Linked DNA regions of Homo sapiens: region 1 is linked to region 2. Evidence: chromatin contacts called from ENCODE Hi-C or POLR2A ChIA-PET data. All regions are on one chromosome and are shown on one strand. The core of a region is the stretch at or near the end of the contact, and the rest is flanking DNA. Distances in the headings are between cores, read along the strand shown. Region 1 overlaps ZHX3 (zinc fingers and homeoboxes 3). Region 2 overlaps TOP1 (DNA topoisomerase I).

The links. A loop is a pair of places that touch in the nucleus more often than their neighbours do. ChIA-PET counts read pairs that join two places held with the same protein, here RNA polymerase II (POLR2A). Pooled maps may share reads with other maps.
Region 1: a pooled map shows a loop between it and region 2 (3-fold over the local background). The contact joins two enhancer-like sites. A Hi-C loop is called at or near these places in 1 of 168 maps with a recorded cell type or tissue (lower leg skin) and 5 of 50 pooled maps. POLR2A ChIA-PET finds 5 or more read pairs at or near these places in 1 of 52 experiments (CD4-positive, alpha-beta memory T cell).

Annotation. Positions count from the first base shown.
Region 1 is chr20:41,229,305-41,234,574 of GRCh38, forward strand. All of the region lies in intron 2 of ZHX3 (zinc fingers and homeoboxes 3), which reads right to left. Among named protein-coding and RNA genes, the nearest start is that of MIR6871, 63 kb to the left of the region's middle. Within about 2 kb of position 3,132, at least 14 of the 41 ENCODE cell types and tissues checked have a DNase peak (open chromatin) inside an H3K27ac peak, as active enhancers do.
Region 2 is chr20:41,047,610-41,052,819 of GRCh38, forward strand. The region is part of intron 2 of TOP1 (DNA topoisomerase I); the gene reads left to right. Among named protein-coding and RNA genes, the nearest start is that of TOP1, 21 kb to the left of the region's middle. Within about 2 kb of position 1,387, at least 8 of the 41 ENCODE cell types and tissues checked have a DNase peak (open chromatin) inside an H3K27ac peak, as active enhancers do.

The DNA.
Region 1 (5,270 bases), core at 1,882-4,381, 180 kb after region 2:
TCAATGAACACTTGGGTTGCTTCTACCTTTTGCCTATTATGAATAATGTTGCTATGAACATGGACATACAATCTCTTTGAGTCCCTACTATCAACTCTTCTGGGTAACTACCCAGAAGTGGAATTGCTTAATCACATGGTGATTCTATTTTTAATTTCTTGAGGAATTGCCATACTGTTTTCCATAACAGCTGCACCATTTTACATTCCCACCAACAGTGCACTGAGTTCCCAAGAGTTCTCCACATTCATGGCAATATCTGTTATTTTCTTTTTTTTTCTTCAGAGTTGCCATCCTAATGGGTGTGAGGCTGTATCTCACTGTGGTTTTGATTTGTATTGCCTAATTATATTAACGTTGAGTATTTTTAATGTGCTTATTCATTTGTGTATCTTCTTTGAATAAATGTCTATTCAAGTCCTTTGACCATTTTAATCAGGTTGTCTGGGGTTTTTTGCTGTTTTTGTTGGGTTGTAGAAATTCTCTATATGTTCTAGATATTACCCCTTTATTAGATATATGGTTTGCAAGTGTCATGAAGCTTTTCTCCTCTGTCTTCTTCTAAGCATTTTATAGTTTTAGATCTTTTGTTTAGGTCTTCGATTCATTTTGAGTTAACTTTTATATATATGGTGTAAGGTAAGGATCCAACTCTATTATTTTCCATTAGATAGCCAGTTTTCTCAGCACCATTTGTTGAAAAGACTGTCCTATTCCCATTGAAAGGTCTTGGCATCCTTGTAAAAAATCATTTGACCTTATGTGTGAGGATTTGTTTCTGGTCTCTCCATTCTACTCCATTGGTCTATATGCCTTCATTAACAATTTTTAATATTAAATAGATGTTGAAATAATATTTTGCATATATTGGGTTAAATATATTCTTAGATTTTTTTTTTTTACTGTTTCAATGTGGCCCATAGGACACTTATCACGTATTGGCTCTCATTGTATTTCTGTTGGACAGCACTGCCTAGATGCTTCAGACTGGAGCCACCGGGCAGTGTGGAGAGCAACAGCTAACGTCATGGGATTAGATGATCATCTGAAAGCTCCTCTCCTCTTGTGTTTATCATTATAGTACTTAGGGAGCAGGATATCACTGTGGCTGAGAATTGAGGCTTCTGAGTCAGGCAAGTCCAGGTTTCAAGACCTGCCCTGTCCAACACAGCAGCCACTAGCCATAGGTACTCATGTATGTACTGAGTATCTGAAATGTGGCTAATGTGAATTGAGATGTACTGTAAATGTAAAATACAGACCAGATTTCAAAGACTCAGTACCAAAAAAAGTAAAATATCTAGTTAATAACTTTTATATCAATTACATGTTAAAATATTAGTATTTCTGATAAATTGGGTTAAATAAAATGTATTATTAAAATTAATTTGACTTGTGTTTCTTAGTAGGCTATTTTTTAGATCAAGTTCACAGCAAAACTGACCAGAAGGTATAGATATTTCCCATATACCCACTGCCCCACACATGCATAGCCTACTCCATTATCAACATTCCCCACCAGAATGGTACATTTGTTACAACTGATCAATCTACACTGACACATCATTATCACCCAAAGTCCACAGTTTACATTAGAGTTCACTCTTGGTGTACATTCTATGGGTTTGGACAAATTTATAATGATATGTATCTACAATATTATAATATCATACAAAATAGTTCTACTGCTCTAAAAATCTTCTGTGCTCTGCCTGTTCATCCCTCCCTCCTCCCTAACTCCTGGCAACCACTGATCATTTACTGTCTCTATAGTTTTGCCTTTTTCAGAATGTCATATAGTTGGAATCATACAGGTATGTAGCCTTTTTGGATTGGCTTCTTTCACTTAGTAATATGCATTTAATCTCCCCCCATTGCTTTTTATTTTTTGACTTGTTAATTTTGATTTTTTAAAAATGTGGCTCCTAGAACATTTTAAATGACATATGCAGCTCACCTTATGTTTCTGCTGAACATTTCTCAGCTTGGCATGGGCAGTTTTTCTCAGCATGGCATCTTCCTGTCTTTCCAGTCACTCAAGTCCAAGCCTGGTTGTACTTGGTTTGCTGCAACCTAAACACACCAGCCTCCTTGCCTTCACACATACTAGAGTTCCTTCATTAGAGTTTTCTTTAACCCCCTCCCTCACCTGAAGACTAATTCATGCTCAGACCCAATTCAAATACGACATCTTTAGTGAAGCCTTTCTAAACTTCCACTGTACCTAAATCATTTTTTATAGCACATTCTACCTTATAATTTTTTTGTATGTGGCTGACTTTCTCTCCAGATTGTGAAATCTTTGAATTAGGCCCCATGTTTTGTTCATCTTTGGGTCCTCAATCCTTAGTACAGAGCCTGACACATGGTAGGCAATCAGAGATGTTAAGTTAATAAATGAATAAAATGCAGGAAAATTAACATATCCTCTAATAAGAGATAACATATTCACTTAGAATCAAATAGCTTAGAAAAGAACCTCAAATGCCATAAACAAGGGTGTAAAATTCTATCAGCCAACAGCTAAAATTATTCACAAGCTAAAATTTGTATTCAGTCAAAGCAACACATTAATCAATAATATTTATAAAGTATATCACAGTGAAAAGATGGTAAAGCACCTCCTAATGGTTAATGATAGTGATTGGCCTGGAGATGTGGAAACTAGCTATGGAAACTAGATGGTTAAAACAACCACATTCCGTACCATTAGACGCTGACAGCCCAGACCCCACCAAAATAGAGGCAGTGAAACAGCCTTTGAAGTTGTTTTCAAAGGAAGCCACCAAGATGATTAAAGGGTTGGAAAATGAGATTTATGGGTAATGGCCACAGAAACGAAGACAATTTTGCCTAGGCAAGAGAAAAGGCCGAAGGGTGACTTAATAACCATCTTCAATCATTGTTATTACACAGAGAATGATGACCAGATGGTCTCCATTTTCACCAGAGAAAGAATATTGAAAATGGACTTACGCTGCAGCATAAAAAAAAAAAAAAGGTCTAGTTTTAAACAAAGAACTCAATGGTTAAGAACTAGTATACAGCAAAGCAGACCTGGGGAGTGTGTGGTGTAGCCATGTCTGAACTCATCTGTTATGCTGGGAAAGCAGCAAGTGGGTAGGGTGTGTTCAGGTCTTCAACAGTCCTTTGTTGAGGGCAAATTCTCAACTGGCTAGTCCTCAAATGAATCACGTAGCATACAACCACAGGAGTGGAAAAGAAAGAGATATGAAAATTGAAACACAGCACCCTCTGGTGTACATAGCTGTCTTCTAATCTAGGAAAATTCTTCTTTTTTTTTTGAGACGGAGTCTCGCTGTCGCCCAGGCTGGAGTGCAGTGGCGCAATCTCGGCTCATTGCAAGCTCCGCCTCCCGGGTTCACGCCATTCTCCTGCCTCAGCCTCCCGCGGGGGACTACAGGCGCCCACCACCTCGCCCGGCTAATTTTTTGTATTTTTAGTAGAGACGGGGTTTCACCGTGTTAGCCAGGATAGTCTCGATCTCCTGACCTCGTGATCCCCCCGCCTCGGCCTCCCAAAGTGCTGGGATTACAGGCATGAGCCACCACGCCCGGCTGGAAAATTCTTGATATGTATCAGTATTTTTCAAAATGTAAGCTCCAAACCATGACAGAGTCAGGAGAAACTTACACAAGGCTGGTCTTAGGGTTCGTTTAATCGCTACATCCATCTTTATCAAGCACCTGCGATGCATTTCTCCCTGTTACCAGGAGGTACCAGGAAGCCTGTTACACAAGCAACCTCAACTTCTGCCTATAGCAAACTTGGATTCTTCCCAATCACCTTTTGAATGCTGAATTCAGACTCTGATACAACTAGCTGGCACATGACCATGCAATGCTGAGACATGATAACATCTGCCAGATAATGTGAATTTTGCCCTGTGTTCAGGAGTACATTACATATAAAAGTTAAGCAACACCTAAATGGGGGTGTTCCCTTAGACATTCTCCCTGCTATGTTGTGGTGTATACACCCTTCTTTACTGATCTCTGTCTGCCAAATCCCAGCCGGCCACTTTTTACATCCTCCTAGGCTTTATGCTGCAAAACCTTCCTAATATCCTTTTAAGTACAAAAGACATTCAATGAGCTCAAAAAGTTTGAGACCCAATCAAGAATCTTTTGCAGCCCTCTCAGTATCTTTAGCCATCTTGTTGCCAGATGGGAACTTCATTCACATGACACACATACTTCCTTCATGTGACTCACCATTGCTAAGCAACTGGTATGTCCTAGGTGAATAAAACATATGCCCTGTGTCTGAGATTCACAGTGCAGTAGGGGAACATGGATAGATACGGGTGTAAATAGATCAGCTGAAGCATGAGTTGAAGCTCAAGGCTCTACATGCCAAGAACAGAGGAAAAAGGCAATGGAGAGACCGGACAAGAACTATCAGGACATCAGAACAGAACTTACATCCTGTGAGAGCAGGACTTATGCTAAAAACAAGTCTTAAAGGATGAAAAGAAGTTGTCCAGGCAGACAAGACAGGAATATGTATCATCCTAGGCATAAAGTCCCAAGACATGTCACCTTTTGAAGAATGGAGCCATGTGGCACACTGTCCTCCAGTCCCAAAGGTCTCCTTGAAGAGACATGAAAATCCCACCTGAAGAACTCACCCTTGCAGATTGTACATAGCACAGACCTAAATGGCAACAAACAAGCAAACAAAAAACGCAGTACAGACTAGGCACTGATCTGATGGAAGCGAGACAGGCTGGAGTAGCAAAGGGTCTGACTAAGAAGCTTAGGAGGAATTCCTCTGATACCCTTCTTGGTGCCCCCTCCCCAGCAACATCTAACAGCCTCACTCGGGCCCAACTTCCCTGTTGCACTGGTGGCACTGCATTGCAATTGTGGGTACAAGATTCCTCCCCCACAAAACTGTGGGCTGAGGCAAGAGTTCTACCTTTTTATTACTACGCCTCTGACACTCAGCACATATGAAGCACAAGCAAAATTTGATGACTAAGCTAAGTAATTAGTTCATATGTGTGATTAGGGTTTGAAAGGGCAGAACCTTGGACCTATGATCCCAAATACCTTTGTCTATCTAGTTCACCTGGTTTTGTTCCTCCTCAGAAGCCATCTATCCTCCTTACCTTGGTTCATGTTTTCCTATCTCTCCATTTTATACACATAAACCAACTCCTACCCTCAAATCAGGGAAAAGGGACAGATATTCCTGTCCTCAAGTTAAGAGTGACCTATGTCAAAGTGAAAAACAACTAAGCCAAA
Region 2 (5,210 bases), core at 137-2,636:
AGTTCACTAGAATGTGGCCATGCTCATTCATTTACATGTAATCTGTGGTAGTTTTTGTGCTACTGTGGCAGAATTGAATACTTGCAGTGGAACTTGAATGGGCTACAAGGTGTATTTAGTACCTGGCCCTTCACAGAAAAAGTTTGCTGACCTGATTGAATGTGCTTGTGTGTATCACAGGAAGCTCACCAGGACTCTTGGTATGTAGCCTCTAGCTCCCAAAGGCATCTGAGCCCCACTGGCAGGACTCAGTTACCTGTCTCTGTCTAAGCATGACTCCACCCATTAGCGTCCAGACAACGAAGAAAACTTCTATTTTAAAGAGCTTGACTAACCCCCTCCTTATTATCTAAGTTAGAGTAGCTGTGCCACCCCTTAAGTAGCTTTTCCTTCTTCCTTTCAAATAGGGGTTGGAAGAGTAGCAGGTGAGAACAACCTCTTTCTTCCTCAATTGTAGAGACTCAATAGTCTAGGCTATAAATTAAAAAAAAAAAAAAAAAATTCCCCAGAGGCTGACTCAGCACATGCCTGCCTTTTAAAGGAACAGAGAGACCCAATTGGAATAGAAACTGAAAATAAAATCAGCAGCACATGAATTTTTGTAGGTGGCTCGTATTTGCTATTAATATTGCTCAGAAGACTCAGGAATAAGAAATAATAATGCAGGGTTTCTTCAAAATATGGTTCTGGACAGTGGATTATAGTTACCTGGAGAGCTTGTGTTAAAATATCTGAGGATGATTCCAAGTACCAGGGCTTATACACAGGAATACTTGAGAACCACTGCACTCAAGCATTTAAAATTTTCCTTTTACCTAAATCCACATGGGCCAAGACAATTTTTAAAATTCATAGAATTCATGTGACCAGACGTAAGGGGTCAATAAAGGTCATTTTATAGATCAGAAAACTGAGACCCAAAGCTGAGAAATAAGTTATCTAAAACCCCACCAGGACATTGCATTAAAGGAGTTGCTCTAAGCGTGTCTTCTTACTATTAGAAAGTGAAATTGACTTTTAAATCTGTCACTTAGTTTTTGGCATAATAATAAAACAATGAACAGTCTGTTCTGGCTCTAATTGCGCCTAGAATCTCCAGATCAGAAGACCTTCTTGTAGATCAAGTAACATACTTCTCTGAAAGACAGTTTGTCGGTCCTATCACTGAAGTCTGAATTATTTTTTTGATTTTTAAATATAATTAATTGGTCCCTGGAAATGAGAACCAGAGGAAGATAAGAAGATGAACTTGAATTTAAGGACCATAATGGAAGGAGTGGGATGGGAAAGAAGGCTGTAAAATAAGACAGTGGTTGTGGAGAGACAGATTAAGGTAAGGAGAGAAGGTTGTAAAATAAGACAGGAAGGGGTTGTGGAGAGACAGATTAAGGTAATTGTGGTGTTGTAAAGCCATAAAAGAAATTTAAATGCGGAAGTGGCCTGGAAGAGAAAACATTCTCTGATCATTTAACCCTTTTGTGTGTGTGTCAGTTTGAGGCGTAAAGTAGACGAATAGCCTCCTTCTTGTGTGTCTTTTCCATGGCAAAGCCTTTAAGGATAATAGCTGACCACTAATCTCACACAGCTGCTGATGTTTAAGAACCTAATTCTTGAAGTGTTTTTAAGTCAGTTTGTGGCATTTCTTCTGAACACTTGGGCACTTTGGAAATTGTAGTGACAGGTTTTAGAAATTTGAAGTTGTGTTGCAGAGGTGATAACAAAATTGGGTCTTTGAGCAACTCTGAGTCTTTTAATGCAGTGCACTTCTAAGTTTCCGATGGTATTTCCCCAAGTTTTGAATATTGAAAAGAAAGACCACACTTTGCAAAATAATTGGCAACTTTCATTTAATTCAGTTTGACCCTGTCTTGAACTTGGTCTTTGTAACTTCTTATGAGGGTCTTTTCCAACGGTAACATTAGAGGCTGATTCTGGAACTTCATGGAGGCAAGTCCAGTGAAACTTGGGCAGTTAGGGGGACCCTTTCCCTCTCCCTTTTCAAAGTTACTCAGTCAGCAGCTGCTACTGTTGGGATGGCGCGGTCAGGTGGGTATTATGCTTATTATGAAACTTGATGAGGGCAGGGACTCAGTTTTGGGGCTGAGTTGTATTTCAACACTTAAGTGGCACTCAGTAAATACTTGAACAAATGAATATTGTGAATCCCAACTTCCTTAAGGACAGAAGAACTATTTATACTTGTCTGCCATCTTCTTAGCTAGAGATTTTTTTTTTGTTTGTTTTGTTAGCTTTCAAGTTGAGGTCCCTAACAGGGGAATCCCATAGTTTCAATGATGAACAGGTCCATGACAAAAATTCTTGTTTATATGCAATACACATTTAGGGAGAATAAATGGTCATGTGGACTTTAAAAATTGGAAATGTTACTAGTCTCTTCTCTCATTCTTTTGTTTTGTTTTATGTTGAGGCAGAGTTTCACTCTTGTTGCTTAGGCTGGAGTGCAATGGCACGATCTTGGCTCACTGCAACCTCCGCCTCCGGGTTCAAGTGATTCTCCTGCCTCAGCCTCCCAAGTAGCTGGGATTACAGGTGTGCATCACCATGCCCGGCTAATTTTTGTATTTTTTAGTAGAGATGGGCTTTCACCGTGTTGGTCAGGCTGGTCTTGAACTCCTGAACTCAGGTGATCCACCTGCCTTGGCCTCCCAAAGTGCTGGGATTACAGGCATGAGCCACTGCTCCCAGCCCTCATTCATCAGTTTTTTAAGGGTTTCTTTAGAGCTGAATCCTCCCAGCAGTTTTCTTTCCTTTTGAATTCCAGAGCTCTTTGGGCCTTTAGCCAGAAACAGTCTCTGTCCTGCTTACTTTGAAAGGCTGTTAACTATGCCCTGGAATTTTGGAAATGTTCTCCTTGAGAATTGCTGTAAAGTAGTGATAAGGACTCTTCTGTAGGCTACAAATTGAAACCAGCCACCATTAAGATGGCTCACAGACAGGGTGTCCTGGATTGAAACTGGACCAACGTTGGTATAGTCTGAATTTGAGGAGTAAAAAGAAATATGCCCTTCCCTCTCCCCTAACAGTTGGGGAATACTTGTTTTTACTCCTCAACCATTCCCCTTTTAATGATGACAAGTTTTCAGGCTTTTTCACTGCCTTTAGTTTTGCATTAAGTTCCTGGGAGATTCACACACCCCTGATATTTACTGCACTCCTGGATGCCAGTTTTTTATCACTCAAGACCAGCTTGTTATCTGTCCTAGACAGAAGCCATCTTCTTTTAAAAGTATTAGAACATACTGGGTATAGAGTGTTAAAGAGAATGTTGATTTTTTTAAAACTTCTGCTTTTGGGGATGTGATATGGGTTTGAAAGTCAGGGAGGAAGTAGAAGATGTAAGGGTTTGCCCCAGTACAAGAGTTTTAATAATGAGGTGATAAATATTTTCTTTAAATAATTTATTCACCCATTGTGTTCACTCAAGTGGTTCTAGTGTTCACTTTCCTTATGCGCTAGTTGTATATTTGTATGTCAGAGAAGAGCAGAGATTATCTTTGACAGAAGTTATATTGTGAGTGTCTTTTTGGAGAAGGTAGGTTTTGATTGTGTAACTATGCCACACCTCCATTCCCCATACACTTGACTTGATGATTATCTTTGAAGGAGGAGCCCATCATATTATACAGCTGCCCTAAGTCTCAAATCTATCATCAAAAGGCAGTGTAAAGGGGACTGGCTCAAAACATGGCAAAGAGTCTCCTTTATATCAGAAAGCTCTCTGCCTTTGCTTATAAGGCAGCAAAGGACTCTTCTTCCTGCCCTGATCTGATTACCCTAAAAGCTTTAAGATCATGGAATAGTTGATAAAACAGTCAGTATTCTGTGCTGATGACTTATCCTTTTCTCCCTTAAGAAAGAGTAAATGTTTTTGCTTGGATTGAGTTTAGAGACACCAGATAGAATAAGATTGGCAACACTGTTAGCCACCTGCTGACCACAGCTAAACAGGCATATGTGCTTCTGCATGGGGAATGCTATGGCGTTAACAGTGCCTTCCTTAAAACCTGTAAGTTCGTTAGGCTTCCGGGTACCAGGGTTGTTAGAGTAGGCCACAGTTTACTTCCTTTTTCATAAGTGCTTTTCTTTCCTGGATCTCAGTATAGGAAGGAAAATCAGACAGCATTTCTCAGTTGTTGGCTCGGTGGGCATTGTGAATGGGTATGGTTGCTGCCTCAAATGCACATATACAACCTGAGCTAAGTTGTATGAAATGATTGAGTAGGCTGACTTCAGTTCTATGTAAATTAATCAAGGAGAAGGTTTAGGAATGGTTGTACCGCATTGACAGTTGTTAACATGTTTATAATTTCTTGGAGATTAGCCAGGAATTCTGTTACAACTACACACAAATATTGATTGACTTTCAAAATAAAATTCTTTAAAATCACTGAAATTTTCTGAGCCCAAGTTTCTTCATCTGTAAGATAAGCAAATTTACTAAGGTCATGGGTATCTAGTACATGATGGACAGAGATTTGAAGCTCTTTACCACTGATTTATGCTACCTTCTCATAGATCTAGTAGTTAAGTGACTTTTACCCAAGGTCATACACTGAGTGATAGAACAAGGATTTTGAATAAGATATTTTTCACTGTTGCACTGGTCTGCTTTCTCCAGCTTCCTTCAGAGGTCCCTAAAGGGGACCTCTGTGCTGCTCTGCAGTGCCTCTATCACATTAGGGTTTGGTCATGGTCTTTTGTGCTCATCATGTTTGAACATGTTTATCAAAGTATTTTACAGACTTGGTTATTTCTTCCCCTCATGTAATTTGTGTATTTGTCTGTTTTCCCTATGGAGAATGAACTTTTTATCTTATATATGCCTGATGTGACATTGATTTGGCCACTTGGGGTTGACCTTGTACTTGGTTTCCATATCTGCAGCTTCATTGTCATTTTGGGTTTAGGCCAGCTTTCAGGAACTTTTTAACAGTTGGATCAAATTTTGTTGGATTCATTTGATACTGAGTTTCTTATTCCTGTATATTTTGTTTCCTTTCTATCTAAGCAGAGAACTAGGACTCTAGAGTTACAAGAAGTTAGAGTATATCTATAACTTTTTTAAAAGAAAAAAAAAGGACCAGGCATGGTGGCTCACTCCTGTAATCCCAGCACTTTGGGAGGCCAAGGCAGGTATATCACTTGAGGTCAGGAGTTCGAGACCAGCCTGGTAAACATGCTGAAACCCT